Regions from separate parts of the Homo sapiens genome. Here region 1 is linked to region 2. A link is an interaction called in ENCODE POLR2A ChIA-PET data of the cell type or tissue named here. Cell type or tissue: GM12878. All regions are shown on one strand. Links, peaks and the distances in the headings refer to the core of each region. The heading gives the core; the rest is flanking DNA.

What was found. ChIA-PET counts read pairs that join two places held together with the same protein. Peaks named below come from ENCODE experiments on the same cell type or tissue, not always from the same donor. Only the 100,000 strongest peaks of a DNase experiment are listed, where the experiment ranks them.
Region 1: POLR2A ChIA-PET joins it to region 2 with 5 read pairs; 4 of 35 experiments call an interaction of 5 or more read pairs at or near these places.

What each region holds. Positions count from the first base shown.
Region 1 is chr12:15,793,645-15,810,120 of GRCh38, reverse strand. It overlaps the pseudogene MRPS7P2. Among named protein-coding and RNA genes, the nearest start is that of EPS8, 12 kb to the right of the region's middle. In GM12878, for the core only: no CTCF peak of the experiment used is centred there; no DNase peak of the experiment used is centred there.
Region 2 is chr12:15,724,912-15,742,001 of GRCh38, reverse strand. All of the region lies in intron 1 of EPS8 (EGFR pathway substrate 8, signaling adaptor), which reads left to right. Among named protein-coding and RNA genes, the nearest start is that of EPS8, 56 kb to the left of the region's middle. In GM12878, for the core only: no CTCF peak of the experiment used is centred there; DNase peaks (open chromatin) are centred at 8,701, 9,161 and 9,801.

The DNA.
Region 1 (16,476 bases), core at 8,032-16,031, 64 kb before region 2:
CACATTTCATTTCCAACTTATTAACATTATAACCTGATCCACTTATGATATCATCACCATCTCTGTTTACTCTCATTCTTGTCTGAAGCTAGCTCATCAGGAATTTCAGAGAGAACACCTTTGAGCCTGAAACTCTTTAATTATCACCTGGTTCCAGGGAACTGTGAGCTAGAAAGATACCATACTTTAGAGAAAAACATAAAGATCTCTCTATGAAGATTATTTGCATTTGTCTGAGAGATAATGCTATTCATCCATTGTATGGAGGAGTGCCCAGAATAGAAATGAGCAAGGAGCAAAGATTTGCTAAGTGAATAGCTCTCTAATTCCTTTTGAGACCTGTCTTCCAGGTGTAATGTTACTTTGTCTGAAGTATAGTGAATTTCCAAAACTGGGGATATACCAATTTTGGTAGGTGCCAAAACACATCTGAAAGCTGGAAAAAATGAGTTCTATATTTTTTGCAGCCGTCTCTCCCCTTCTTATAGCCCTACTAGGGGATAATTGAAAACTGAGGTAAGGATAGGAAAAGGAGTAACTGGAGATAGGAAAGTGCAAAAAGTATGAAAAAAATAGGAATACGTATAATTGAAGCAGGTGTGCTGAGAAAGGGCTTTGTGCAGTGATGTAGAGATAAAATGAGGCTCTGGGGTAATTTCTGGGATTGACATGCATACACTGCTATTAGTCTATCTAGTTACTAGTCTATCCTTCTCTCTTGCTCATAGGAAGAGAAGGAGAAAAGAAAAAGTTTAGCATAAGTGAAAGATACCAGGTTCGGAGAAAGCTGAAGTGTTTCAAGGGATATTTAGTAGACAGAAAATTGCAGAAAACACTTACACGAGTGATTACATTAGTTTAAGATGTATTGTGAAAGAAACATGGCTTTTTTTTTATAACCGCCTGCACTTACTTTTTTTTCTTTGTGTGGAAAGAGGGGCAGAGAACAGAAAGGAAAAGGCAATGGAGAAAAAGAATATGAACCCAAGATAACCTTGACTCTTTCTTTCCTAACCTTAGACAGGAAAGCAGAAACATGTCATTAGGCCAAATCTAAAGACAATAAAAACTTTAGATTTCTCTTTAGGCCAAGAAATGTCACAGACCAGCTTGGGAAAACATTAAAAGCTCATGAATTAAAACGATATTAGAATAAATAGGTCTTTGGGTTTCTATTTAAATACCTCATTAAAAGTGTAGTAAATGATTTTTTCCAACTAATTTTATCAAGTAAAATCTTCCATCTGGCTTCACTGAGAAAGAATTTCAAAGTTGTGGAATAGTAGACTCAAAGCTGGAAGGAATCTGTCTTTTTATCCAACCCCCTCGTTTTCCTTGAGCAAATTCTACAGTGTAATGTAAACAGAATCTATCGAGCCCACATGCTCCAGACTTGCTCATTAAAAACACAAAACAGCTTCTGTCACTCCTATGTTCCCTTCCAGCTACTAGTCTATCCTCTCTTCCTAGCTAAGCTCCTTGCAACAGCAGTTTACCTTTGCTCTCTCCACTTCTTCACCTTCCTTTCAGCTTCCCAGGCCACAAAGCTGCCACTCCATTGAAATTGCCCACACTTAAATTCCCTCAGAAAGCACACTCTCCCATCTGTGCAAATAAATGTTGGCTTTGAAGCAGGACAGTTGGGTTTCAATCTTGCCTCTCTCATTGATTTCCTGTGTCACCTTAGGCAACTTCACCTCTCTGTGCCTCATTTTCTCATCTGTAAAGTGGGGATAATAATAATCCTTACTTTACAGGGTCTTCATAAGAATTGACTAAATTAAGCTATGTAACCTGGTCAAAACGGTGTCTGGCATGTTACTAAAATACATTTCGGACTGGGTGTGGTGGCTCACACCTGTAATCCCAGCACTTTGAGATGCTGAGGCAAGAGGATCTCTTGAGCCCAAGAGTTTGAGCTTGCAGTGAACTATCATCCTGCCACTGCACTCCAGCCTGGGTGACAGAGGAAGAGCCTGTCTCAAAAAATAAATAAAAAAGGCTGGGCACAGTGGCTTATGCCTGTAATCCCAGCACTTTGGGAGGCCGAGGCGGGTGGATCACCTGAGGTCAGGAGTTCGAGACCAGCCTGGACAACATGGAGAAAACCCGTCTCTACTAAAAATACAAAATATTAGCCAGGCATGGTGGTGCATGCCTGTAATTCTGGCTACTCAGGAGGCTGAGGCAGGAGAATGGCTTGAATCCAGGAGGCGGAAGTTGTGGTGAGCTGAGATCACGCCATTGTACTCCAGCCTGGGCAACAAGAACAAAACTCTGTCTCAAACAAACAAACAAACAAAAAATTAAAACAAACAAAAATAAATAAAATGAAATAAATTGTATTTTGAATACTTAGCTTTCACTATGTTTCTTGCTACATTTGTAGTTTTACTGTTAACCAGTTCACTCCTTCCAAGCTCCCTTCCATCCCTCCCTCTTCCCTGCTTTACTTGGTTCAGTTTTCCTATGTATTTGAGTCTCTCCTGTGGGCCAGGGCACTGGGACTAGTGAGCTAGACAGCACACTGCATGTTTTCATGGGGCTTGAACCCACAGTTTTCATCTCATCACCCTAGTAGCTGCTGCTTCTCAGTTTTCTGTGGAGGCTCCTTTTCTTCTTTCTGCCTCTTGATTTCTTAAATGGTCCTTACATTTTGTCTTCTTATTCCAGTAGAACATTCTGAAGATGAAGACATCCATGCTATACCAAATCTGTCTTCTGTCTTGACTATACTCGTAGGCCTACACTTTACGCTACATATTCGTTGTCTTCACCTGTTAAAAAGGCACTTCAATCCCAAGATCTCCAACATGGAATGGATTACCTCCCCACTGTAGTCCCCTTGCCTGGTTTTACTCAGTAGCCGATGGCACTGCCACCCATCTGGACACCCATATCAGAATCCTCTTTCCTCTTTGACTCCTCCACATCAATCATATGACAATCTGGCTTGCTTCTCAGATGTAATCTCTCTTCTCTACTCTCATGTTTTTAGTTCAGGCCTTCATTATTTTTCTATTTCTTCATGGTTCAATCTTGGTAGGTATTATATGTCCAGGAATTTATTCATTTCTTTTAGGTTTTGCAACTTGTTGGCAAATAGTTGCTCATAATCATCTCTAATTCTTTGCATTTCTGTGGTCTTAGTTGTTATGTCTCCTTGTTTATTTCTGATTTTATTTATTTGGTCTTCTCTCTTTTTTTCTTTTTCTTTTTTCTTTTCTTTTTTGAGACTGAGTCTTGCTCTGTCGCCAGGCTGGAGTGCAGTGGCATGATCTTGGCTCCCTGCAACCTCTGCCTCCCAGGTTCAAGCAATTCCCCTGCCTCAGCCTCCTGAGCAGCTGGGACTACAGGTACGCTCCAACATGCCCAGCTAATTTTTTGTATTTTTTGTAAAGATGGGGTTTCACCGTGTTGGCCAGGATGGTCTCGATCTCCAGACCTTGTGATTTGCCTGCCTTGGCCTCCCAAAGTGCTGGGATTACAGGTGTGAGCTACCGCGCCTTGCCCTTTTTTCTTAGTCTAGACAAAAGTTTGTTGATTTTGTTTATCTTTTCAAAACATCATCTTTCTGTTTTATTGATTTTCTGTATTTTTTTGGTCTCAATTTCATTTATTTCTGCTCTGACCTTTATATTTCTTTCCTTCTACTAATTTTGGTTTGGTTTGTTCTTGCTTTTCTAGTTCCTTGAGGTGTATATTTAGATTGTTTATTTGAAGTCTTTCTACATTTTTGATATAGGCATTTATTGCAATAAATTTCCCTTTTACTGCTGCTTTTGCTGTATCCTATAGATTTTGGTATGTTGTATTTCCATTTTCATTTCTTTCAAGAAACTTTTAAATTTCCCCCTTAATTTCTTCACTGACCCACTGGTCATTCAGGAGAATGTTGTTTGATTTTCACGTGTCTGTGTATTCCCTGAGGTTTCTCTTTTTATTGATTTCTAGTTTTATTTCATTGTGGTCAGAAAAGATACTTGATATGATTTCTACTTGTTTGAATTAGTTGAAACTTGTTTTCTGGCATGAGATATGGTCTATTCTGGAGAATGTTCCATGTGCTGATGAAAAGTATGTGTATTCTGCAGCAGTTGGATGAAATGCTCTGTAAATATCAATTAGGCCTATTTGGTCTTGGGTGTAGTTTAACTCTGTTGATTTTCTGTGTGAATAATCCATCCATTACTGAGAATGGAGAGTAAAATCCCTTACTTTTATTGTATTGCAGTCTATATCTCCTTTTTCATCTATTAATGTTTGCTTTATATACTTGGGAGCTCTGGCGTTGGGTGCACTGATATATAAGTGTTATAAAATTGTTATATCCTCTTGCTGAAATGACCCCTTTATTTGTTTTTTGTTCCTGGAACACCAATAATTCCTGGATTTGGTCTGTTGAGGTAATTTTCTGTATCCTGTGGGTGATCTTTGTTCCTTTTCACTATGTTTTCTTCTTAATTCTTTGACTGTGTACTTTCACATAGCCTGTCTTTAATGAGGGAGGTCTGAAAAAGGATATCCTATTAATATGGAAAGGATTGTTAGGGGTTTGTGCCTAGGGGGACCAACCTGTGGAATGTACCTCCTGCTGCATGGTGCTGCTGATTGGACACTCTGATTTGGTGTTTCCTTTTTTTTTTTTTTTTTTTGAGACAAAGTCTCACTCTGTTGCCCAGGCTGGAGTGCAGTGGTGCAATCTTGGCTCACTGCAAGCTCCGCCTCCTGGGTTCACGCCATTCTCCTGCCTCAGCCTCCTGAGTAGCTAGGACTACAGGCACATGCCACCACGCCCCGCTAATTTTTTTTTTTTTTTTTGTATTTTTAGTAGAGATGGGGTTTCGCCACGTTAGCCAGGATGGTCTTGATCTCCTGACCTCGTGATCCGCCTGCCTCGGCCTCCCAAAGTGCTGGGATTACAGGCATGAGCCACTGCACCCAGCCTTGGCATTTTCTTTTGCCAAGTTACAGAGCAGAGTGTCCAGGGCTGGGGATGGTAGTTCCACTTCCCTTCCTTGTGTCTGGCAGCCCTCAGGGATATTTCTACCTACAGCACCTGGTATGCTTCCTGTGGTTTGAGGCAGGGACAGGTTTCCAGCTAGGGAACCCAAGATGATAGAGAAGCTTGTTGCCCACCTTTATCTCACTTTTCCCGTGTAGAAACCATGAGTAAGGGAAGTTTTCCACACTTTTGGTGCCAGGAAGGAGGAAGCATGTGCTGGATATGGAAGTCTGATTTTCTTACTCTCTGCTCAAAGTTGTTTCACTTTTCTGTGGTCTCGGGAACTATCTCCTCCTCATATTTGAGTTCTGTATATTGCTAGTGATAATCTCAGCACTATATATTTGTTTTTGTTTTTCTGTGGGGTTGTTGAGGGGAAGGGGCTAAGGCCATTTTGGAGCCTGATTTTTCTCTTTATAGAAGACTAGCCTTTGAGATTTCTCTACTTCCTACCTTCCATTCCATCAATCTATCCTACACACTTTCTTTTTTCCCCCTCCAGACAGTTTTAGTGAATGGTAGTACTGTACCACAAGGTATACCAGTTCAGTGTGAGAATTTTCTAATAAATCTTTTCTAATACCTAAAACCGCTTCCTTTTATATCATCCAAATGTCCAAAATCTTTTCTAATACCTAAAACCGCTTCCTTTTATATCATCCAAAGGTCCATCCCAAGCTGAGCGAAGAGAAGCCTGGGTCCTAAGTTTCTTGGACGACGTTTCCAAGACAATGTGCTCTCTCTTTACAAGGAGAGGGGGACAGAGGGAGAGCAAATTTTAGCCTCAAAGAAAGAAGGATTACCAGGCAATAAATATGCTGCTCCATCCTTCTCATGAGGCCTGCCGGCCCTTAAAAAGGAACTACATCCTTAACCCACAGCTATTTTTTGAAGTGGCAGTGGCTCACAGTATTTCTTGCAGTGGAGGGCCCTGAGCTCCTTCTGGAATCTCTACCGCCAGCAGTAGTGGGCCAGGGCATGGTTGGCCTTGACCATCTTGTGCATGTCATGCTTCCTCTTGATCACGGGGCCCTGGTTGCAAAAAGCCTCCAGCAGCCCATGCGACAGCTTCTCTGGCTGGCATCAGCATCCCCTGGTGCCACTTAGTGATCATCCACTTTATGGCCAGGAAGTGGTGATATTGGTAGGGTGAGGATCCAGGGATCCAGGAGAAATGGCCTCCCTTGAGGATGGGTATCAGCCCAATCACAGGCTCATAGTTTTTCACTGCCTAGTTGAAGACGGTGTAGGGCAGGAGTTCCCAACCCCCAGGCCATGGACCCGTGGTAAGGTTCATGGCCTGTTAGAAACCAGGCCACACAGCAGGAGGTGAGTGGCGAGCAAGCAAGGTGAGAAAGCCAGCATTACCGTCTGAGCTTCACCTCCTGTCAGATCAGCAGCAACTTTAGATTCTCATAGAAGCACGAACCCTATTGTAAACTGCACATTCGGGGATCTAGGTTGCATACTCCTTATGAGAATCCAGTGCCTGATGAAATCATCAATCCCTTCCACCCCTCTCCCATCAACCCCCTCTCCCCTGTCGGTGGGAACCAGTTTCTGGTGCCAAAACGGTTGGGGACCTCTGGTATAGGGGTTGTGTTCAATGGTTGCCTGTTCCCCTGCAGAAGCATCATGGTACTTCTCATAGCTTCCAGAACCTGAGTCATGAAGGATCTGGCTAGTACTTTGTTTTCTCCCTTCATCATCATGTTGGTGAATTTACTGATTGTGGGGTCTTCAAACACAGAGCTCGTTGTCATTGTTGGAGCAGCTTTGATGAGCTGAGTCTCCTTGAGTTCCTGATCATTCTTCTCCTCCTCAGTTACTTCAGCCACTGGCTTGCCATAATGTTCCTTGTCAATCAAGGGATCTCTGAATTCAGGACCCTAGCAGCTCCACCTCACCTGAGTTAGCCCTAGAAGCTGCAAGACAGTCTGCCGCAAATCCAGCACAGGCCTGCCCCCTTACACGCTTTCTTTTTCTTTTTTTGAGACCAAGTCTCACTCTGTCACCCAGGCTGGAATGCAGTGATGCGATCTTGGCTCACTGCAAGCTCCGCCTCCTGGCTTCCTGCCATTCTCCTGCCTCAGCCTCCCGAGTAGCTGGGACTACAGGCACCTGCCACCACGCCTGGCTAATTTCTTGTATTTTTAGTAGAGACAGGGTTTCACCATGTTAGCCAGGATGATCTTGATCTCCTGACCTCATGATCCTCCTGCCTCGGCCTCCCAAAGTGCTGGGATTACAGGTGTGAGCCACCATGCCCAGCCCCCTTACACACTTTCTAAAGCACAACTCTGTTTATTAATTCAACCATTTATTCACTCATTCACTCATTTATTTAATAACATGGAATATAAACACACTGTGTGCCAGGAACAGATTATTTTATTTCCCTCTTTAAGTTCCTTTAACAGTGCCTTGACTCCTTGTTATTTGTGTCTATGTACATTCTGTGTTCCTGCCTCCACCTCCTGCCCATTCCCTTGATAAACTGCTACATGTTCTTCATAACTCAGCTCAAATTTCTCCTTATTCATTCATTAAACTCTGCCCAGCACTGGGGATATATAGCAATAAACAAAACTGACAGATATCCCTGCTCTCACAGAATTTACATGAGGGAAACAGACAATAAATAATTGAACGAGATCTTCAGATTGTGATAGGTGCTGTGATAAAAAAGCAATGTAATGCAATAGGGAGAGAGAGAGTGAGTGAGTGTGTGTGTGTGTGTGTGTGTGTATGGGTTTAGGCAGGGTAGGAGTATAGTTTAAATAGGGTGGTTCGTCAGAGAAATCTTTTCTGATGAGGTAGCACTTGAGCTGAGAACTGAATGAAGTGAGTGAGCCATGTAGCAATCTGGAAGAAGAGTGCTCTAGGGCAAGGGAAGAGCAAGTGCTAAGGCGCTGTGGCGAATGCATGTCAGAGCGCTGGAGGAGCAGCATGGAAGTTGGAAGCCATTCAGTGAAAGGAAGCACAGCAAGTCTCTGTGATGTCACTGCTGGTTTTGCACAGCAGCGTCAGGCACTCATTTCCCTGTGCTCAGGTAGCACCTGGTATTAAATTGTACTGGTATGACATGGTATATGGTTGTCATTATTTGTTTATGCTTGTCTAATTGCTAACAACACTGCATGCCCTGAAGGGTGGGGACCATTTTGTACTTTTTTTTTTTTTGTATCCCCAGGGCCCATCCCTGTGCTTGGCAGGTACTTGGACCTTTGCTAAATGGGTGAGTCAGAGGCCCTCAAGATGCTTTCTTATGCTTGAGTCACCTGATTGGGTTTCTTTGTTCTTACTTCTCCTGGTACTCTTCTGGAGTAGGGCTTTCATTACCTCTCTCTCTTAACACTTGATACTGATGTTCGACCAGCTTTGGCTACTTCCCTCAGGGAACCTTGAGTCTTGGACATTCCTGTGTTGATTTCTATTTGTGACCCTCTACTCCTCCTCAGATTTTTTTTTCTTTCTTTTTTTTTTTTTTTTTTTGAGACGGAGTCTCCCACTGTCTCCCAGGCTGGAGTGCAGTGGCACGATCTCGGCTCACTGCAAGCTCCGCCTCCCGGGTTCACGACGTTCTCCTGCCTCAGCCTCCCGAGTAGCTGGGACTACAGGCGCCCACCACCACGCCCAGCTAATTTTTTGTATTTTTTTAGTAGAGACGGGGTTTCACCGTGTTAGCCAGGATGGTCTCCATCTCCTGACCTCGTGATCCGCCCGCCTCGGCCTCCCAAAGTGCTGGGGTTACAGGCATGAGCCACTGCGCCCGGCCTCCTCAGATTTCTTATGTGTTGCAGGGATAAGTATGGCCTGTGTGGGCATTGCCGCTGAAGGGCTCTACATGTTGGAGCTGTGGAAAGGCTCACACTGACAGCAGTAATAAAGGAAGATAAATGCAGAAGGCAGGGGCAGAATATGGAAGGACTTGCAAGTTGAGCGATAATAAAAATATTGGCAATTGACTGTTATTGTTTACAAAAGTCATGCTGAGATTCTACTTTTAATATTTTACAAATACTTCACTATTTATCGTCATAATCTTTTTTGTGCTAGAGTGAATAAGTTTTAAACTTTAGCTTATTTTTCGATGACCAAAATGTCATATATATATATTATAATAATATGGTTTTATAAGATGTCAGATCCTGAAAATAGATGACATCTATAAAATGAGACAATGTATCTCTCTCTTTTTTTCTCAGAGTGGGGAGTGTTGGGTTTTTTTTAAAGATAAGTATCTCAAAAATTGCAAATACAGGTGCGAATCACTAGCAAACAAAAAAGCCTCTAAATGGTTGAAATAGCTTTTATCATGAATATGAGCAAAGTTTATATACCTTATTATAAAACAACTTTTGGCCTTCTGATGTAAAACCTACTTACTCTAATTTCATACATAATTATAATGTTAGTATCTATTTCATTAAGTCACAGCAGATTAAAAGTGATAAATTAACAGGACAGGAAAGGTGGTAGAGGAAATCACAGCAACAAAACAGACGGGAGGATGCCAGATTGCATAGAGGCAGGAAGACTTAGAGAAGCAGACCTCGAGTCCTCAAAATGATAGCCATGACCTCTACATCCAAGACAAAACAACTCAGGCACCCTTTTAGTCACTGTTACATAAGTGCGCAGTGACTTATCTGCAGTATCAAAACAAAAGATTCATTTTTTTTTTAAGTTTGTTTGGTTGGGTTGTTTGTTTTCAAATTCCATTTGGTAGCAAAGCCTGACTTGTCTTGTACTTGTTTGGCAGCAAATCTTATCTGAACTGATGTGAGGCAACTTAGGAAGTTCATTCTAATTTGTGGGAATATGTTTTGCTGCAGAAATAATGTGTTAATTACAGACCTTATTTGGGGTGGGACGAATATATGGTATAAGTACCATGTTCCCTTTACAAAATTAAAAACATCTGGTTGCAAGGGTTTTGATTAAAGGGTCGTGTACCTCTGTAGTACAGTCATGAATGCCCAGAATGATGAGTGTGGTTAATAAGATCAGAAATGCATCCTTTGGCCAGGTGCAGTGGCTCACGCCTGTAATCCTAGCACTTTGGGAGGCCGAGGTGAGCAGATCTCTTGAGGTCAGGAGTTCGAGACCAGCCTGGCCACTATGGCAAAAACCCGTCTCTGCTAAAAATACAAAAATTAGCCGTGTGTGGTGGCACATGCTTGAAATCCCAGTTACTTGGGAGGCTGCGGCAGGAGAATCGCTTGAGCCCAGGAAGCGGAGGTTGTAGTGAGCCAAGATTGTGCCACTGCACTCCAGCCTGGGTGGCAGTGTGAGACTCTGTCTCAAAGAAAGAAAGAAAGAGAGAGAGAGAAAGAGAGAAAGAAGGAAAGAAAGAAAGAAAGAAAGAAAGAAAGAAAGAAAGAAAGAAAGAGAGAGAGAGAGAGAAAGAAAGAAAGAAAGAAAAGAAAGAAAGGGAAGGAGGGAAGGAAGGAAGAAAGGAAGGAAGGATGAAGGAAGGAAAGAAGAGAGGAAGGAAAGAAATGCATCCTTCATACAATAAAGTGAAGAAAATACTTTGAAAGCTTTGCATTTAAAAAGTGTTCATTAAAGTGGTACGAAACTTAATGTTTTTGGAAAGCCAACAAGTGTTTATAGCACACTTTAGAGATTCTCTCTTTCTTTCTCTGTGTGTGTGTTGGGGGTTGTGGATGTGTTTCTGAGTCCTTTAAGATGAAGTTACATTTAAAATCTGTGGGATATATTTGCTCTTGCCTTGCCCAAACTGGGATTTCTTAGCAACCAATGAATTTTTGATTAAAAAAACCAAAGCAAAAACGAAACTGGGATTTCTGTGCTGTGATCAGGAAAATGATCTTTAAGGTTGTTGGAATTACCTTGAGCACAAGTGATCTCGGTGAGATAGGTATTGATAAATGTGCATTTGCATTTTAAAACTTTCCAAATTCGTAATAGGAGTTTTCTTTCGTTTTATTTTCCCTGCTGAGGATTCTGCTGTTAAGGAAGAAGAAAGTTTGGGTGCCAACTAAAGGAAACAGTGTCTGTGTTTGCAATGCCAATGAGCTTACCCAGGGGGAATTGTTAAATAGCCTAAGGATTATTCTAGCTCAGCAATCCTAAAGATACAAAAATGCAACTTTGGACATTAGGGATGGGAGTTTTAAAAATCTGCCCGAGTTCTAGCAGGAGTAAAGAATTGAGAAACATGAAAAATCCACAATGAATAATAAAATATTACTAAGTTAAATTTTCTCTGCCACAAAATAATACTTTTTTGTAGTATTAAAAATGGCTTAAAATTCAATTATAGAAATAAATTAACTGAAATAGTGAAAGTGACTCCTATTACACTGTCACCCCTCTCCCATAAAATACTGGTAGAATGTTGGCTTATATTTATTTGTTATTCTTTTTTATATAAGTTAATTCATACTACATAATGTATTGCAACATGCTGTCTCCCCCCACCTTAATAAATATATATCTTGCTGTCTATCCTAGCTAGTAGTTAATGTCACCACCTCATTCTTTTCAATTGTATAGTAGAATTCCACTTTAAAGCTCTACTATAATTTTAAACAGATAGTTTTTTGAAGATTCCCCCCCCCCACAGTTATTTTATTTTCTTCCCTTTTCATTCTCATCTGCTTTTCTTTTTCTTTCTTTTTTTTTTTTTTTTTGCTTAGGCACAAGTAGGAAAATAAAAAGCCTAGATCTGATTAGAAAAAGCTGTAAATAGTGAGATAAGTGCTGCTCATAAATGGCAAATTTCCAGTTCTGCAGAACAAACAGCACCATTCTCTCAAAAAGATAAAACAAATGTCTCTTTTGCATTTTAAGGAACATTCAGCTGTTACTAGTAAATGGATCAATAACTCTCAAATTCAAAAATTAAATTTCTGTTAGTTATACAGAACATTAAAATTGCTGGAGGAAATCAACCTTTTCATAAAAACCATAAAAACAAACTTTCACATTTAAAATTGGAAACAGAATACCTGTGCTCTTGTTCAGAAAGGAGTTTTTTTTTTTGTTTTAAATCTACAGAGCTCATCAGTCATTCAAAGGTCAGAGATAATAGGGAATGAGACATTCTGATGACCTGAGTCCAGGTAAATAAGAGAATATGACTGGAGCACTTTCACCACAAATTAGAGCAACAATTCCATTGTCCTTCTTCCGTCATTCTGTCTCATCTCTTTTAGCCTTTCCCTAGCCATGGCTGTCTCCCTGCATTAAGGTCCTCCCTACCGTATGCAATTCCACAATTTTTCTCCCAGGAGGGACAAGAATAGTAATTAAGATGAGCACCGATGATTCACCTTACAATACTATTGCAACTTATCTGTGTTAGCTTCCTCATTTCATTCCTTTCCTGCCTTTCAGAGGTAACTACTATTCTGAATTTTGTGATAAACATTCCTTTGTTTACAAACAAATTTTTAACAAATGTCTGCTGCTCCTAAATAATAAATCATTTAGTTATGCTTTTCTGAGCTCTCTAAAAAGGATATCTTATCATGCATAATCTTCTATGACTTTTTTCACTCAACTCTAAGTTTCTAAGAGTAATCTATACTGCGGAACATAGTGGTTGCTTCCTCATGTTCACCGCTATAGAATATTTTGTTAACAGAATATACTAGAATTTATTTCTCTTTCTTGCAGTTTTACATATTTATAAATTTTATTATTATGATTTCTTCTTCTATTCATACATTATTGGGAAGTCTGTTTTTTTTTTTTTTTTTTTTTTTTTTTTTTAGATGGAGTCTCGCTCTATCACCCAGGCTGGAGTGCAGTGGTGGGATTTCAGCTCATTGCAACCTCCTCCTCCTGGGTTCAAGTGATTCTCCTGCCTCAGCCCCCGAGTAGCTGGGATTACAGGCATGTGCCACCACACCCGGGTAATTTTTTTTGTATTTTTAGTAGAGACGGGGTTTCACCATGTTGGTCAGGCTGGTCTTGAACTCTTGACCTCGTGATCTGCCCGCCGTGGCCTCCCAAAGTTCTGGGATTACAGGCATGAGCCAGCATGCCGGGCGGGGAGTCTGTTTTTAAATCCCATTTAAATTAATCTTTAGAAATTAAAAAGTACAATTAATTAAAATTTCATTTTAAACTTAAATGTTTTAAAAATTAGTCGGCTATTGATTTCTAACTGTACTGCCTTACAAACAGATGAGTCAAGATCAGAGGTCAGTGAATCACCACCCTATGGGCCACACTTGGCCTGTCACCTGTTTTTCTACAGCTGGCAAACTAAGAATGGTTGGTACATTTTAAATGGTCAAACAACACAAAAGAAGGATAATATTTTGAGGTCTGTAAAGATTACATAAAATTCAAATTTAGTGGGTCTTACATTAATTGGAACATAGTTAAGGTCATTTGCTTATGTATTGTCTATGGCTGCTATTGAGTTACACAGTGGCAGAGTTGTGTAGTTGCAATAGAGACCACTGACCTCCAAAACCTTAGCTTTTGTTATCAGGTCCTTTACATAAAAAGATTTTTAACCCCTTTTCTAGATGATGCAAATTCTCAGAAATGTATTAAGGTATGCTGGTTAATTTTTACAAATATTTCTTATGGGTTTGTTGAGTATGTGTATTCTCTAATTGCTATATGCCACATATGTATTATATATATGATATATACATATATCGATAGATATAGGTCTCTATATAAGTAATCTATATATATATTGAGAGATAGAGATAGATATAGAGAGATATCAATAACTTAACAGTGGTTGAATGGGTGTTGAAATAGCTACACTATGATAATGAGTTTTTCAATTTCCTCTTGTAGATTTTATCATTATGTGATGACCTTTTCTAGCCACAATAATGCTTTTTTATCTTGAAGCTCATTGCGTGTGATGTCAACATAGCTATACCAGCTTTAATTATTATATAATTGATATATCTTAAGCTTTCCACGTTCTTATGTTTGTAAATAACATATAGCTATATCTTTAAAAACTGCCTTGACTCTGTCTTTTAACTAGAAAGTTTAGTCCATTTATATTGTGATTATTTACATGCTTGAATGTTTTTCTCCTCAGTCTTTACCTTCTATCTATGTGTCTCCTTTCCTTCTACATTTCTTTTTTCTTGCTTTTTTGTGGCTTACAGAGGAAGATTGATTGTTAATATTTGTTTACCTCTTATTCTTTCTCCCTTCCTCTACTGGTTTGGAATTTCTACATCACATTTCCGTTCTTTTAGAGTCTTTAAGATATTGTAGAGCATAATGGTCAAAACCACGTTCTCTGCTTGAATTCAAATCCTAGCTTCATCACATACTAACTCTATGATTTATTATCTTTGTGTGTGTGTGTGTTTACCTGTAAAATTGAGGTTGTGAAGTACCATATGGATCATTTCTGTTAAAATCTTATTGTGAATATTTTTCTTAAGGACACTTAAAATTAATATATTAAACTCCTCAGAACAATACAAAAACCTTAGAATGATTTAACTCTAATTATCCTCCTTCTGATTTGTAAGTTATTCTCTAGCATTTAAACTGTGTCTTTTAAGCCTCACAATTTCATATTATTTATTAATATTATTTTGTACAGACCAGGCCTCTTTATATTAACCCAAATGTTAATCAGCTTCTTTGTTCACCATTTTTTCTTGTATTCCAGTATTTCCTACTGGGTCACTTTCCTTCATCTGAAAGTGTACTTCAGAAGTTCATCTAGTGAAGGCAGTGAAAAGAATAGTTTTTAATCTAAAAATGTCTTAATTACATTTTTGTTCTCAAAATATAATGTTTCTGGACACTAAATTATAGGTTGACAGCTATTTTCATTCAACATTTTGAAGATATTCCACTCTCTTCTGGCTGCCATATTGCTGTTGAAAATTATTCAGTCTACTTGTTTTTCTTTTGTAAATAATATTCCCCCCTTCGATGCTTTTAAGATTGCCTTTCCCCTGGTGTTTTGAAATTTCACTGTAGTTTATATTGGTTTGCTTTTTTTCATGCATCTTATGTGATACATGTATATGTACTGCCTCTATTTCATTTTCTTTTCAGGTATCCTACTTGATACATGTATATAGCCAGGACTTCCTCTTTTTGTAGATTCATGTCCTATGTTAATCTGGGAACAGTGTTAGCTATTGTGTCTTCTCTTGTCTTTACTCCATTCTTTGTGGTCTCTCATTCTGGGATTCTAATTAGAGATGAGTAATATCTTAACATTCTCTATATTCCATATCTCTTAATGTTTATTATTTTCTGTCTTTTTTCACCTTCTGTGGTGCATTCTGCATAATTTCTTCATATGTAGCTTACATTATTCTTTTCAACTATGTTTAATCTACTCTTTAACTCATTTATGGGGTTTTATATTTTAGCAGTTATATTTTTCTTTTCCAAAAGTTCTAGTGGGTTCTTTTCACGTATGCCTAGTCATCTTAGATATTTATTTATGATTTTAATTTTTATTTCTTTATACAGCCAGATAATAGCTAATTAGTTTTTTTGCCTCATAAATCGAATTATATTTGTTTATTCTGCTAACACTCATGTCAGCAGAATTTTCTTATATGGCTTGAGATCTTTGATTATGAATTCCTATTTGGTTGATGTTTATTTGTGGGAAATTCTGGGACACTAACTTGAGGTTATTTTTCTCCAAAGAGGATTTCTGTCTATCTCTCTTGGGAACTTGTGGGCCCAAGGACCTGAAACCGTACTGACTTCCTTCCAGCAGAGTCAGCTAACATGGGATTTAAAAGATTAGCTTCTTCACCTTGTAGCCGGTTTAAGTCTTATTTAAAAGATTACTGCCTACCCCACCTGCTTCAGCAATTTTGTTTTGTTTTGTTTTCATTTTGGACCCTGAGAGATTCCCTTTACTGTCTCAGAGTCCTACAATGCATATCAAAGTATATTTTATGCGGGATCCAGGTGATGTGTAGCTGGAGAACTTTTCAAATAATCTAATTTACCTTTCTGTGTGAAGCTTAAAAAAAATACATGCCAACTCTCTACATGCATATAAGTATAGTGTATAAGATGGGGAGTTCTTTGCCTGAAGGAGCTCCCAATGTCCTCTACATTTTGTTTGGTTTCCTCTTTTTTCTTAGAGTTTCATTACCTTTTCCATGTGTTTCATTTGGTCTCTTTCCCCTTTTTCCTTCTTTCAAAGGTCTCTCTTGATTTACCCTCTTACCTCAGCTACACTATTGGATTCAACTACATTATTATTTCAAATTATAATTATTAGTTGAGTCCAAAAGTATTTGTTGAATGAATGACCATTTCACACTCATTAAATTCTTCAAAAGACTCAAGTTCTTTTCAGATGCTTTTTACTCAAGTAACACTGGTTGGATTTTCTTCCCTTTGTGGAAAACTAATTCTTGATTATTAAAAAAGATGGAAAAGCAAAAGATTTCATCCATGGGTAAGCAAAGTTGTATATTCATTTATTTATTTTTAACTAATATAGTTTATTTTTGGTG
Region 2 (17,090 bases), core at 4,318-12,317:
TAATTCTGAGCAAACTATCGCAAGGACAGAAAACCAAACACTGCATGTTCTCACTCATAGGTGGGAACTGAACAGTGAGAACACTTGGACACAGGATGGGGAACATCACACACTGGGGCCTGTCGTAGGGTTGGGGGAAGGGGCGAGGGATAGCATTAGGAGATATACCTAATGTAAATGACGAGTTAATGGGTGCAGCACACCAACATGGCACATGTATACATATGTAACAAACCTGCACGTTGTGCACATGTACCCTAGAACTTAAAAAAAAAAGACTTAATGTTACTGATCTGGATGTGATGTTGCAAAGGCAACAGTTTGATTAATCTAAGCTGGAGTAGCTAATAGTTTCCCAGTGGACTTTACGCTTTAAAAGATGATATGTGCTAACCAATCACCTCTCTCCTCTTGGTAGTATTTTTGTTGCCCTCACAAAGTCAGGGACAGGGGCAGGCTCGATAAATTGCAGGGCCAAGAACAAAATGAAATGTGGGGGTTCCAGCTAGGAAAGTCACTTTCCCCTTCTACCCCAAACTGCAGATGGTCAACCTACAAATGATCCTGCCAGGATTCGCTTGGTACCTGAATTGGGGGTGGGCAAGAGGACCCCACTGAGTCACCCACCTAAAGTGGCATCTCACTGCTGGCTCAGGATGGGGATGGCCATTTCCTCTCTGCAACCCAGTTTCTGTCCCTAGTGGAGGGGGGTGGCTGGAGGCAGGACTGCACATGAGTCACAGTGCTAAGCCAAGCTCTGTTACCCCATTGGACTTTATATACAAAATGCAAATTCAAAGATACAGTTATTAAGAATTTAAAGATAATTACCACAGAACAAGGTCCTGGACCTTTTGAGCCCACGACTCTATGCAGCTGTACTGGCTGCCTGCCCATGAAGCCCACCTTGGTGAAGAGCATTTTTTAGATATACCCCTCTCTCTGGGTAGGGTCTTCTTTGTGGGCAGTCCAATTCTGCCTGGGAATTTGGACTTTAGGACAACTCTCCATTATTGGTCAGTTTCTTGGCTGCTGCTGCTTTGGAACATACAGGTCACTAAAAGCACCATTTTTTAAAAAAGAAATTGACCTTTTTTCTATCATTACCAATCCACGTAGATGTACTCAACTTAATGGTTGTGGACATGATGCATTAGCCACATTTCTCTTAATTTCGCTACAGGGAGGTATTATTGTTTCTATTTTACATACTGGAGACTGAGGCTCAGAGTAGTTGATAAGTACCTTTCCTGAAGTCATGTATTAATTGGCAGAGCTGAAATTTAAACTTGGGAGAGACTGTCTTATTCTTTAGCCTGTACTGGCTCTCATGTAAATTTTAGCATTAAATCTATATGACACATATGTTCTAGCAGCAGCTTTTTGCCTCAGGAACTTCCTATTTATTTATTTATTTATTTATTTATTTATTTATTTTTATTATTTTTTATTTTTTCTAGATGGAGTCTTGCTCTGTAGCCCAGGCTGGAGTGTAGTGGCATGATCTCGGTTCACCGCAACCTACGCCTTCTGGGTTCTAGCAGTTCTCCTGCCTTGGCCTCCCGAGTAGCTGGGATTACAGGCATGCACCACCACGCCTGGCTAATTTTTGTATTTTTAGTAGAGACGGGGTTTCACCATGTTGGCCAGGCTGGTCTCCAACTCCTGACCTCATGATCTGCCAGCCTCAGCCTCCCAAAGTGCTGGGATTACAGGCGTGAGCCACCGCTCCCAGCCTACGAATTTCCCATTTAGTGAACTTAGTGTGTATGCTTGTAGGTGCTCTAGAGTTTTTAAGCCCTATAAAGATTTTAGTTATTAATAGAGATTTGGTCCTTTATGCAATAAGATTGTGCATCTAGGAGTTTGATTTTTTTTTCTAGTGTTTTGCTCACAAGATTTCTAGTCTGCTCCGATTTTTTCTTTGAGCATGCTTTTTATCCTTAACTTTGCCGTCACCTCGGAGTAGCTTCTTTTGGTTAGTATTCTCTGTATTCCTGAGTCCCTGTGTGTCAGAGAATGTAAGAGTTGAAAATGGTAGACTCCCACAAGGAAACAAACATTGCTTTTTAAAAGCTCATTAAAAACTATCTAAAGTGACCTCAAGGGACCTTTAGAGGCTTCTTTGAAAAGCTTTGTTTACTAGTAGCCTTCTGTACTAGTCAGAGTTCTCCAGAGACAGAAATAATAGGATATCTATTTATGGATGGATGGGTGGATGGATGGATGGATAGATGATAAGGGGCTTATTAGGGGAACTGGCTAACACAATTGTGGAGGCTGAGAAGTCCCACGATAGGCCATCTGCAAGCTGGAGAACCAGGGAAGTTGATGGTGAACCAGGGAAGCTGAGGGCCCAAGAGCCTGAGGAGCTGCAGGTGTGAGTCTCAGGGTCCAAAAACCAGAGACCCTGGAGTTCTAACATCCAAGGTCGGGAGAAGAAGGGTGTCCTGACTATGGAAGAGTGGGAAGAAATTCACCCTTCCTCCACCTTTTTGTTCCATCTGGTCCCCCAGTCGATTGGATGGGTGCCCATCCACATTCAGGGCAGCAGATCCTCCTCCCCAGGCCACCGACTCACACGCCAATCTCTCCCAGAAACACCGTCACAGATACACCCAGAAGTAATGTTTTACCAGCTATCTAGGTATTCCTTAATTTAGTGAAGTTGGCACCCAAAATTAATCATCACACCTTCTGTTTAGGAATGTCAGTGGTGGAGAATGTGGACTGTACTGTCTGACAGATGTGGCTCAAATCTTGCCTCTGCCCTATGATCTTGGGACTTTAAACATTTTTTGTAACCTCTTTAAGGCCTCAGCATCTTCACCTGTAAAATGGGAGTAATACTATTCTCAGGTTATTGTAAAGATCACATGAACTAAGGTATATGATGTGTTTTGTGTTGTACCTGGTACATAGAGTGCTATCAGTGAGTATTAGCTATTATTATAGATTAAAGGATCTAGGCTTAGAATAGTAACCCAGGGATGTAGTCTGTGCTATATTAGAGCAATCTGCATAGACATGCCTGCATGGACTAAGGGGTCAGAATAAGACCAAATGAAAGTCTCTTGAGAGTCGTGTCTCAGGTTTGGTAGATTTAGCTCCACCATGGACTGTTTAACGTGGCACGCTTAATGATTTAATCTGAGGTCCTTGGAGTGAAGGTGTATGCTTGTAAGTGGATTCAACAAACATTTATTAAGCACCTGCTATTGCCAGGACTTTGTAGCTGCTGGTATTACAAAAAAAAAACCAAGTTGGCCTGTGTCCTTTTGTAGTTTATATTCCAACTATGAGACAAATATGCAAACAAATGACTGATATTAAATACAACACAAGTGCTTTAAGGTACTTAAAATGCCCTAGGGCATAATAATGCAGAATGCCCTAGGGCATAAAGTGAGTTGGAAGGAAGTTGTTCTTTGTTAATATTTTATCTTCAGGGCTAAGAATGTTCTTATTATAGAAGGACCTTCAGTAAGTTCAATGAATTATTTTGATATTTTTAGTATAGATTGATCCTTCAAACACCAAACATATTGAAAATGTAACTTAACTTTGGGTATTTAAGTGACAGAAGCCCATCTTTAAATTTTCCTAACAATATTATTTATCCTTTATCTTCACAACTTAGGTGAATAGGAGTTATAGGCAAAATCTTGTTAATTATGTGAAGACTACCTATATCTGCAATGTGCAAAAGGGTTTCTTAGCCACTCAGGGTGGGTGTGTTTCTAAATGATCATTTACATCTATGGGAAATATAGCTGGCAGTTGAGAAATGAGTCTAATATTAGTTAGAATAAAAGTGATATTAATTAGAATAATAGTTAGATATTCACAATTAAAATATTAGCTACTATGTATTAAACACTATCTACCAAAAATAACACTAGGAAATATATCTATTTCGGTAGTTTATATACAAAATTAAAATAAAAAATATTTCTGTGAAGAGCGAATTCCCCTCATTTACTATTTGTTTAGCTAATTTTAAAGTTTGTATAAAAAGTGGAAAAATGCTACTCTTTCTTAGTTTCTGAGTTTTTAATGACAGGAGTCTTAGGGAAGTTTTTCATGTACTTACAAAAAACACCTGAGGAATATAGAGCAGATAGATCCAAATCATAAACATGTATTGGTAAATGAGCAAAAATGGAAAATAATTGGTGTCGCGGGACTGTTGAAACAGATTTAATAATATTTAAAAAAAAGTCACTAGGATATGCTTTGAGAACTATATTTTCTACAACACAGTAGCATCATTAAGTTTTTAATATTTGGGTATATAATAGTTAGCATCATGGGCTCTGAAGCCGGACTTTCTGTTTTCAGTTTTAGTTCTTCACTTACCAGTGTCACTTTGGGCAAATAATTTAATGTCTTCATGCCTCAATTTTATCATCTGTTAATTTAGGATAATAATAGAACTTCCCTCATAGGGTCATTGTGAGGATTAAATGAGTTCATATACATTAGGCACTTAGAGCAGAGCCTGGAACATAGTAAGCTCTCAGTAGATGTTAGTTGTTGTTGTTGTTGTCATTATTTTTCTTTGTAGAAAGGAGGAGGGATGGAACTTCTGATGCTTATTTTTAATCTATGTTACAGAGTCTTCCCTTTGGTATATTTTTTCTAAACTATTTTGTTTGTTTCAGCCTTCTTAAAGTCACGTTTTGCAACCCTTTCTGAACTAAAGTGTCTAGGCTTTGAACTTCAGTAGCTGGTAATGTCATAAAAGGAGAAAATTAAACATTATATGTCTTTTGTTTAACCTCTATTACGGCACCAAATAGTATTACAATTTATTGATATTTATGGTGGTATTTTCTACTGAGCTGTGAGCTTTTTGAAAGAAGAGACCTACACTATTGTGTTTAGTACACTGTCTGGTACTAGGTATGAGGCCTGAGCCCCTAATAGTTGTTCTGTTAACTATACTAACATCTCATTTATCAGGTTTACCTAATAGTGTGCTTTTCAAATTCAAAAACAACTGAGTTTCCTAGCTGTCTAGCTACATGAATTAAAGTATGTTACTTTAAATATGAAGATTTTATTTTTTTAAGTATTTAGGATAATTTTTCTTATAAGCATTGAGCACATCCCATCCTTCATAAGCATAATGTAAATTCATCATCATGCGTACTGTTTATTGGGGCTGTAATATAGTGTCTCCATGGAGGGTATTGACATATGCTTGGTTGTATGGTTCTATATCACATACTCTGAGGATGCCTTATGCATTTTTTCTTTGCATCTTATGTATTATTTTTCTCTCATTATCATAATACACCAATTTCTTTCTTCTTTCTGCCACATCTAGCAACCCTAGCTTCCTAAATTCAAATTTAATGCTTCTAACCTGCTGCGGATTGATTTGCTTACTAACTTCATTAGAACCTATAGAAAAAGAAAGATTTATTAATAAGATCTTAACCAAGCTTGAGGGCATCTTCTGTGAGTAAAATGCAGAAGTTCAGCACATAGATAGAGGGTGTGACATCTATTTAGCTAGCCATATAGGTTTTACACTTACTTTATGACATTGCTGAGGTTGTCATATATGTGTGGCCTCCAGGCAAGTGATTTTTTATTATATTAACCTCTGTACAGAAGAATGAAATTCTCTTCAGTATTTCCGTAGTGTTAACTTATGGCGTTGGAATTCAAATCCAGATCTCCTTTACTCCAAAGTCCATTTTCCTTGGTGCTAGACTCATGTTATAAAAAAGTTAATATTGTTAATTATTACAGTTCATTAAAGTGACATGATACTAGGATAGTTTTTGGTTTAAAACACAAACTCGGCCCGGCACAGTGGCTCATGATTGTAATTCCAGCACTTTAGCAGGCTGAGGCAGGAGGATTGCTTGAGCTCAGGAGTTTGAGACTAGCCTGGGCAACATAGTGAGACCTTATCTCTACAAAAGAATTTAAAAATTAGCTGGGTATGGTGGTACGCACCTGTAGTCCTAGCTACTTGGGAGGCCAAGGTGGAAGGATTGCTTGAGCCCAGGAGGTTGAGGCTGCAGTGAGCTATGATAATGACACTGTACTTCAGCCTGGGCAATAGAGCAAGACCCTGTCACAAAACACAAAAAAACACAAACTCTTTGTCTTTGTCCTATTATTGGCATTTTTTTCTATATAAGTTTTTAAAAATATTGCCAATTATGGATTGTTTAAATATTTAATTGATAGATACATATTCAACATATATTTTACAACAGTAAGTTACACAGATATAGGTTACATTTAATAACATGCACTTTTAAAAGGTCTACAATTTAAATAACCTGATTACTATGTTTATTTGTAGGCTTTGAGCTCAATATACATGCACATCTACATAGAAGAAGTACTTAAATGTGCCTATTTTACTTACAGTTTATAAAACGCTAGAAAAATATTAAAAAGATTCAAAATTAAGTAGCTTTGAGGCATTTAGGATTAGACATGGATTCAAATCATAGTTTTAATCTTAGAATGTTAGCTTTTTCAGTACTTCCTAGGGTTACTGTAAGGATTAAGTCAAGTAGCATTAACGTGGGATGCGCCATAAGACAATATTTGATCCTTCATGATCTCTTTCCTCTTCATTTTTTCCATCTATATAATTTTGAATCTTGATAAAAAAGAGGGAGCAAAAAAGTATAGGGAAGAATGAAATATATTTCTTAAGCAAAAGCAACTATGGTTTGCATATTGTGCTTCAAAATGAATATTTTTCTTTTATCATTTTGTTACATGCAGAATACCTTTAACTTAGCCTTCATTGGACTAAAGTAGAAACGTAAGAATTGGAGCTTATTTTCATTTCTGAGGTGAGTTCATTTGTAGAAAAATTAGTATACTTAAATCAGTCTACTGTTTCTTTGGAAACTTTGTCATTTGCATGTACCTGGGAATACTACAGTTATCCATGAAATGCTGTTAGTGTGAAGTCGTGGTGAGGGTTCCAGGCTAGGCATTCGGAGCTCCCTGTCAATACCTGGGCTGTGCTACAGATGCCCTTCAGTGTTGTGACCCTAGTTCCTTGACATCTTTGTGTCAGTTTGCTTATTTTTAAAATGGAAATGATATGGCAGTTGGCCCTGCTTACCTTCCAGCTTACATATTATAAGAATCAATTGAGATCATCGATATGAAAGTATTTTATTATGAACAATGTAAGGTAGAAGTATTAATATCGTGAAGTGTCACAGTGAGTTAAATGGGAATTAACAAAGTTACGTGCAGAGAATCTTTTTTGTTTTTTTTTGTTTGTTTGTTTTTTGTTTTTGAGACAGAGTCTCGCTCTGTACGGAGTCTCGCTCTGTCGCCCAGGCTGGAGTACAGTGGCGCGATCTCGGCTCACTGCAAGGTCCGCCTCCCAGGTTCACGCCATTCTCCTGCCTCAGCCTCCCGAGTAGCTGGGACCACAGGCGCCCACCACCATGCCCGGCTAATTCTTTGTATTTTTAGTAGAGACGGGGTTTCACCGTGTTAGCCAGGATGGTCTCGATCTCCTGACCTCGTGATCCACCCGCCTCAGCCTCCCAAAGTGCTGGGATTACAGGTGTGAGCCACCGTGCCCAACCACAGAGAATCTTTTTAAGCATGAAACTTTTGAATGTTATTGTAGCCTAATGCCCCTGGAACAGTAGTAAAACAGGGCCATCTTATATGTTGTTTCTGAATAAACTGGCAAACAAATAGAAGAAAAGGAAGAGGAGGAAGCAGCTGAGGAGGAGAGAAAACAAAACTAAACTGATTATATGGTCTTGAAAGCATTGACATTTTTAGAACTACACATCACTTGAAAATTTTTGAAGGCATTGTTAATCTATAGGTTATTAAAAATGAATTTTCTGGCCAGGCATGATGACTCAGTCCTGTAATCCCAGAACTTTGGGGAGGCTGAGATGGGAGGATTACTTGAGCTCAGGAGTTTGAGACTAGTCTGGGCAACATGGAGAGACCCTTTCTCTACAAAAAATACAAAAATTAGCTGAGGGTCTCACTGACTTGGGAGGCTGAGGTGGGAGGATCACTTGAGTCCAGGAGGTGAAGGCTGCAGTGAGCTGAGATTGCATCACTGTACTCCAGCCTGGGTGACAGAGTGAGACCCTTTTTCAAGAAAATAAAAATAAAAATGTATTTTCCATTAAAAACCAGCTTACATTATTTTCAATGTTTTTACATTTCTTGCTGTGGAGAAAAGCCTAGTCCCTTCTCTAGAATTTTAATCATTCATCTGGATGCCTTGATATATGTGGTATGATGCTTAGTAAAATGGAATGGATATTTCTTCTATCTCCATTAGTTTTTCTGTTTGTTTGTTTTTCTTTTTACCTGCCTTTATTTCTGTTGTTGTTATTCTTCTTCCATCCACCAAGAACATGTGGTCCTCTTATCTCTGGGCTGAGGTGTTTTCACATGTCCTTTTATTCTTTCTTCATCTCACAAAAGGTATATCTAGGCTTTTTAAAGGTGCCAAGATACTATTTAATGAACAATATGATATGGATTGGCTCTGTGTCCTCACCCAAATCTCATCTCAAATTATAATCCCCAGAATCCCCATGTGTTGAGGGAGGGAGCTGGTGGGAGGTGATTGGATCATGGGAATGGTTTTCCCCATGCTGTTCTCACGATAGAGAGTGAGTTCTCATGAGATCTGATGGTTTTATTAAGTGTTTGACAGTTCCTCCTTCACACACTGTCCCCTCTCACCTGTTAGACGGGCTTGCTTCCCCTTCCCCTTCCACCATGATTCTAAGTTTCCTGAGGCCTCTCAGCTATGCTTCCTGTTAAGCCCGTGGAACTGTGAGTCAATTAAACCTCTTTCCTTTATAAATTACCCAATCTTGTGTAGTATCTTTATAGCAGTGTGAAAATGGACGAATACATTATATTTCTTTCCAGTATCTGTTTTGGGAGAGGAATGCTGGTCAGCTGCTAGTAAAATCATCTCCATGTACTCCATTATTTAGGTATCGTTCAATTCTAGTGTGGTAGTCATGACTACCTAGGTGGTCATTTTTGTCTAATGTTGCAGCTGCTATTTCTGTGTCTTAGTCTACAAGAAAACGTTATATTTTCCTCACATAGCTTACTTATTCTGTTCCTTGCATAATGACCGAGGTGGCTGTATTCAAAGCCTTAACAATGATTAACAACATGTCCTTTAATCTTCAGCGCTAGCTCAAGAGTTTTATTCTCCTGTGGCCACTGTAACCTCCAAACTATGAGTAATCTGGCAAGTACTTTTGTGTTCTCTTTATTGCAAATCATATTCTTTTTCATCTTTAAGAAATGTTGTTTCTTAGTAAACAGTAGGTCATTTATTTGACTTCTCCAAAAAATAATTGACTATTTAAAGAAAAATAGTTTTAAGGAACATTTACCAGTTGCTTTTTTATGTAGATAGTGAGTGTAGGATGTAGCAGATAGGCCGGGCTTCATAGTCTTCACTGTTTAGTTTTGGGCATGCATGCTCTCTGAGCCTTAAATGTTATAGTTGTAAAAGGGGTGTAGTGTTGGGATTGTTAGGATTAAATGAGATAGTGTATATAAAATGCCTCGTACATTGTGGAGCACAAAGAAGTTCACAGAATAATGTAAGTATTGTTATTACTGATATCTTCTCCTCATTGTTGTTGTCATTATCACCATAATTATGTGGGAAAACCTAAAGGGAGTTTTGTACTAATGGGCTCAAAATGGAATGCATTGTTGATGAAGGTCTCGATACAGTAGATCACCTTGACAAATTGTGTGTAGTCATAGTTTCTTTGATACACCATTCATCTCGTTAAGATGAGAATGTCCAGCCAGCCCTAGAGATATGTCAACATTTCTGGCTGAGATTAATATAGACTTATGAAAATGGGTTAATTGGTCACTAATGAGCTGCATTACTGGGAATAGGGTTAGAGTTTTATGAAATGCGTAGTTTCACTTTAGACTTACCTACTCTCAGGAGTAGGCAGTTATTTAAGTAGTAGCCAGTTTGAAAGAAAAAAATCTACCTTTTCAGTTTGTTTCCTTTTTATGGATAAAATGAAAAAATTCCATCCTGAAATCAGATTTTAAGGAACAGATATATATAGTGATTAACCACCCAGCTTCCTTTTGCCTACACACACACATGCACACACACACTTTATCTTCTGTTTTTCATTCAGAATATGACTGCACAAGCTGTAGGGGTTAGCTAACAGCACACTGAACAGCTTTTTGCTGCCAGTTTGGGGGATGATTGAAATTATTGACCCTTACACGAAGACAAAATGAAATATTTTTATGCAAGAATACTAGAAAAAAATCTTCTCTATTCAGAAAATACTTTAGCTCTTAGAATCTTTAGCATGAAGTCACATGATGTGAAAAAGCCAATTAAAAGTCAATTAAGGCCAGGCATGGTGGCTCATGCCTATAATCCCAGCACTTTGGGATGCCAAGGTGGGTGGATCACCTGAAGTCAGGAGTTCGAGACCAGCCTGGCCTACACGGTGAAACCCCGTTTCTACTAAAAATACAAAAATTAGCCAGGCGTGGTGGCAGGCACCTGTAATCCCAGCTTTTGGGAATCTGAGGCAGGAGAGTAGCTCGAACCTGGGAAGCTGAGGTTGCAGTGAGCCGAGATTGTGCCATTGCACTTCAGCCTGGGCAACACAGTGAGACTCCATCTAAAAAAAAAAAAGTCAATTAAATATTTTTAATGGTGGAAGGCTTATTAAAGTTTTATATTCTGAATTTGTCTTCAAAATACTTTGAAAAGAGAATAAACATTTCCAAGGCTACAGGAATTCTGTTTAGAGGATTTGGTTAAGCTAGCTAAAAACCTGGATAGCAGTTGCCCATGACATTTTAATTATTCTATCTAAAAAAGATGAATTTCTATGTCATATATAGATATGCCTTTAAGGTACTATGATATATATTTTTGACTGAACTTTTTGCACAAGAGGCATTTCTGAAATAAGTAAATGGGATATTTGAAATGTCATCTGTGAATCTATTTTTAAAGCAGTATTTAACATCTAATAGACCTTGTGTGCTATTGTAGATATTCTTATTTATATGTAAAGGAGGGCATGCCATTTGTATCTCTTTTTTTTTTAGTTATATGGGAGATGCAATTATTTTCTGAGGGGAGTGAAGGAAAAGAAGGGCTATATTATAATTTGAGGACATAGTTATTATGGGAGACTCTCTTAAGGAACCAACAAGAAAGGAAGTATAGATGAGCAGCGGTTAGAAACTAGTCGATACTGATAACAATGTATAGTGGTCCTAATAGGTTCGTAATTCTCTTAAAAGGAAAACAGGAAGCAAATACAGAGAAGATTGAGTAGTCATATGCCAGGGTAAAGAGAAGGCCCCTGCCCTCAAAGAGTTCATAGTTTTATTTACAAACTAGAATTATCTATCTTAAAGTCCCATCGTTTTTAAGCTGCCTGCAGACAATTATAGTCTAGTTCTAGTGTATCTTGTTGAATCTTTATTTTTCAGAATTGTCTTCAAGTACCTAGCTCCATGCTTACAGTTTATACTCCCCAATATAGGTTAAATTAAACTGGATGGAATCAAGTGCTAAAAAAAAAGTCATGCTTTTATTCTTCCAGTGATGGACAGCAGAAGTTTTAGAGTAATCAAGATCTGAATTTGAAACCTGGCTCTGCCACTTAACTTATGTGGTCTTGGGCAAGTACCAAACTCTGAGCTTTTATTTCTTCTGTTGTAAAATCATGATTATCATACCTATTTCATAAGTTAGCTGAATGGGTAAATGACTCTGTGTGTGTGTGTGTATTACAAAAGTGTTTATCAAATAACTGTAATTATCAATATGGTTATCAAAACTAAGGAAAAGTTGAGATGCCCCAAAGTTATAGAGATGGGAGTTGATATAATGGAGAGGGTTCCAGGTGACGATGGACTTCAGAAGCTACACAGGTGAATTTACAGTGTTGTGATAGCCAGTACGGAGCCATTTTAGGTTCTTGATCCCTAGAAGTGTATTGTGAATAGTTAAATCAAAATGTATTTAAACAGGATTAATCGAGAGATACTATTCAAGAGGTGTGTGGGGAGGTACAGACCTTGAGAGTTAATCATACCTATGTAAACATTAATGAAGGCACTGTACATATCAAAATAAACTGTATTCCTGCTTATAAAAAGTACCTCAACATATTTAGACAGATTGAAATCATACACGCATTCTGTGAACACAGTGGAGTCAAACTAGAAATCAATAACAGAAAGATAAGTAAATCTCCAACATTGAGAAGATAACACAACACACTTCTAAATAATCCATAGGATAAAGAGAAAATTTCAAGGGAGATAAAAAATACACTGACTAAATGAAAATGAGAACAGAATATATCAAAATTTGTGGGACACAACTAAAGAAATTAAAAACTAACAGAAATGCAGAATGCCTTTGATTCCTTTGATGCCATCAGTAGATTGGAGAGGGCTAATGAAAGAATCGGTGAGCTTGGAGGTAGGGCAATAGAAACTTCCCTAACCGAAGCCATAAGAAGAAGGAAAAAACTGAAACAGAATATTTAAGAATTGTGAGACAATTACAAAAGGTGTAACATATGCAGAATGGGAATGCCATGAGGAGAAGAAAGAGAGAAAGGATCAAAAGAAATATTTGAAATAATAATGACTGAGAATTTTCCAAAATTAATGACAGACATCAAACCACAAATGTTGGAAGCTCAAAATTAATGAGAGACGCCAAGCTCAGGACAAACACCAAAAAATCTACAGACAGGCATATCTTATTCAAATTGCAGAAATTCAAAGACAATGGGAAGATTTTGACAGGTCGGGGGGTGACTTCACCTTACCTTTAGGGGATTAAGGGTAAGAATTACATCGGACATCTCTTCAAAAACTATGTAAGCAAGAAGAGAGTAGAATGAAGTATGTAAAGTATTGGAAAACAGAAACAAAAATCACTTAGAATTCAGTATCCAGTAAAATTATCCTTCAAAAGTGAAGGAGGAGTAAAGACTTTCTCAGACAAAAGAACTGGGAATTTGCTGCCAGCACAGTGCCTTACAAGAAATGTTTTTAAAAAAGATGGATTTACAAATATTTTCTGCTAGTCTGTGGCTTGTCTTTTCATTTTCTTAACAGTGTCCTTTAGCCCATTTTTATTGGCTTGAATATTTTGCTACCAAAGTTTGATATTAACATATATTGTGCTTTAAATATTTCTAGAAATAGCATCTCTGCAACAAACATTTTCAGTTTAAACTTATTGAAAGTCTCAGGAATGGAGTGTTGTTTTGTGTTCAAGTAAGTCACAAAGCATAAATATTTCACTGAAATGTAAATAGTAAAATCTGTGATTTTAGGCCTTGTATTTTCATGTAAAAGATATATGCTATCCTCACATAAATATGGTGGTATTAGGAGCAATGCCTGACTCTTCAAATTCTATTAATGACTCAGCACCCGGGAGAGTGTTCCTTATTATTGTTGCTGTGTTTGTGTAACATTCTCTAAGGTTCTTTGTAGTGAGGAACAGATGACCCTTCCATGAGTCGGGATCCAGTGTTCTTAAAAGGGCCACTGCTGTAGTTTCTTTAAGCTTCATCTTGGATTGTTATTAGCATGGCAAGGACACTGGATAAGTTATATACACACATACACCCACAAGGCACCCCCCCTGGTTTGAAAATGGAATCTATGAATTGGCTTCCGTGCCTGCTTTTATTGCCATGGTGATGAATAATCTGCTGAGTTTTATGGTTGGCATGATTCTTCTGGATTAGGTCACTTGTGTTTTCTTTCTATAATACCAGTCGACTACGCTTTTGGTAACAGTTAAAGTTCCATCACTAAAAAGCTAGTAGGTAGAATGCAAAACTAATGATTTAGTAGAATTAGCTACATCAATGCTTTTTAATCTGTTGATTATTCCCTTTCAGTGCTAAGTAGCAGGGGCTTACTCATTTCACAGGGCTTTAAATCTTTCCATTGCAGTCAGACCTGGTAGGGAATTATTCTATGCTGCAGTTATAAGTTTTTCATCATTTATTAAAGCATTATGGGAGAACCATCTTGATAAAAGCATCTTAGTAAAGGAAACTAGACTTATTTATTTTATTTTATTTTTTTTGGGGATGGAGTCTCGCTCTGTCGCCCAGGCTGGAGTGCAGTGGCACAACCTTGGCTCACTGCAACCTCCACCTCCCAGGTTCGAGTGATTCTCCTGCCTCAGCCTCCTGAGTAGCTGGGATTACAGGCACGCGCCACCACGCCCGGCTAATTTTTGTATTTTTAGTAGAGACGGGGTTTCACCGTGTTGGTCAGGCTGGTCTCGAACTCCTGACCTCGTGATCCGCCCACCTCGGCCTCCCAAGGTGCTGGAATTACAGGCGTGAGCCACTGTGCCCAGCCTTATTCTTTATTTTAATGAGTCAGAATTTTAAATACCTTGCTTTACTGTATTTACAAAAGTTGTAGCAATGGGTCAGTTGTCTTAAGTTAAATTTATTAGTATCTACCAACATTAAAGGAAATATTAAAGTGTTTCAATTATGTTTAAAATAAAACACAAGAATGAGGAGTGATGGACACAAGTAAAACAATGAATTTGGGATGATAAAATGAGTTGTTGATTTAGAAATATATACTATATGCCAAATGGTCAGATCTACTTGGGGATATAGTGAGAGTTAATCTACTTCGAATCGTTGCTTCTAAAGCAAACCCAGTTGTGTAAAGTCCTACGTATAAAGGTAGATATTAAATCCACGAGGGAAGTAATCAGAACCCCAGGTGCCCAGGCTTTGTAAAAAATTTAAACAGTAAAAACGTAGTCACTTGTACTTAACTTAGATTTAACTAAACAAATTCATAAAATTTCCTGAGTGGAATGATGGTTTCAGAGAGCTAGTGAGTTTCAGACCTTGAAAAAATACCACTCACTGAACTGTAGTCATTCTTAACTGTTTAACAATTGAAATCTAAGTTGTCATATGTTTAAATTAGTACAGTTCTGGTTATGCTGTGTCTTTTCCAACTCATAACTTTCAGTAATGAAAATAGCTTTCTATTTAATTAGCCTGAATTAAATTTTCCTCTCTCTTCCTTCTACATCACTAATGAAAGTGGAGTAATCATTTCTGCTTCAAGGATGACTATATGATTTCATTTATCCCTAATATAGTACACACTACATAGTAGGCACTCGGTAAATCTTTATTCATTCTTTCAGGAGGCAAAGCAGGAACAGATTAACTAATTACCAGCTCAGACCAAGTTAAGAAAAATAAAGCTACAGATTGTCATTTCAAAATTTGCCTCTTTTTGCTGTCTCACTATTTTAAGGAGTGCCCACTATATCACTAATATCTCTGGCAAGAAAGCATTCCATGTGTATGTATGTAAGTGTGTATCTTCATTTTTTGCTGTCACCACACAGACATCAGGCTTTTTCACAAAATCTGACCCCCTCCCTTGACCATTTTTTATAACTACCTGGCATGTATCACTACAGAGCTTTTGTTCTGGTCCTTCTACTTGGACTTTGGCAGATATTTGAACTCTTCTGAGCCAGTGCTTTCCTCTTCAGGGATTTGTTTTTAAGATTTTCTTCCTTGCCAACCACAGAGACTGAATTTTATATCCCACAGATGAGTCTGAGATTTCCAGCCCCCTCCGTAAATCCCATCACTCTGTCACTCTTGACAGTGTAATTATCCCTTTTGTTTCTTGCTGCTTTCCTGCTTGTAATCTTTGTTCCTCAACATGTCCTTCATCTGAAAAAAAAGGCACCCAATCCTTCTTGCTTTGTCAGCTCTTTAATTTCTCTTGTGAAATAGTCCTCAGATATCAGCTCCCCACAAAGGCTTTCTGGAGGAGAAGTGGCATTTTGCTTCCTTAAATCTTTCTGTCTATTCAATTTTCATGAGTGACTGATAACTAGCCATCATATTAAAGTCTTCTGATCTTATATTTAAGTATGATTTTTTATTAGATTTATGTTTTGTTCAGTGTTTATGCTGTTCAGTGTATGCATGTGCTATGTGTACACTTTTAATATGTGTATCTATACCTGTATTTGTAAAACAGAGAAACCTAAAGGCCAAATTCTGCATCTTATTTTTGAACCAATCAAGCAGCCTACTGATGTGAGACAAATTTCAACAAATGCTTAAGACACACATCTGATAAATATATAATAAAACTTGTATGTTGACAGAGCTTGTAAATTTTTAAAATTCATATTTTTCCATCTTTTTGTTCATTTCTCTGTTATTTGATGATGATGAGTCAGGATTCTTTTAATGAGATAATGAGATCTTTACAGGTCTAATGTCCAAGGTTGATACTGTGGTGGTGAGTGAATCACCATATGATGAAGACCCATTGTGTCACCGTATTTTAGAATTTTTCATAAGGTAACAAAGGTATGAGAATTAGGCAGGACAATGTAAATGAAGTGCCGTGTAAACTACAAAATGTATGTGCACACCCATGCAGATTTTTTTTTTTTTTTTAGTTTTTTTCCTTTTTTTTTTGAGACAGGGTATCACTATATTGCCCAGGCTGGATTTGAATTCCTGTTCAATTCTTCTGCTCAAGTGATCCTCCTGCCTCGGCCTCCCAAGTAGCTGGGATTACAGGTGTGAGCCACTGCAACCAGCTACATGACTTTTCCGGAGATCTCTTGAGGGTGATTTCAGGTGATACACAGTTAGTGGTATGAGATAAAGCACATTGCTGCTAAAATTCCAGACAGTCCCCATAAACGAGTAGAAATTGCTTCAGTTATCTAGCAGGTAAGTATCAGATTTGCTGGCTTATCCTGATTTATTGACACAGATCTGTGGACTGGTGGTATCCTATTGGAATGCAGAATGACATTTACCTTGAAAAAGAAAGTGGATTTTTTTTTTTCCTAACAAGATACCTAGGAGTGAGTGATCTGTGGATGTTGAATTTTTTTCATTGTGACATAATTCAAAATGACAAAGTGAACTGAAGACTTATTATTTTCATGCATTGTATGCTATTTTAAGTTTTGGAGAAAAGAACTTCGGAGATCTTATTAGTCTGTT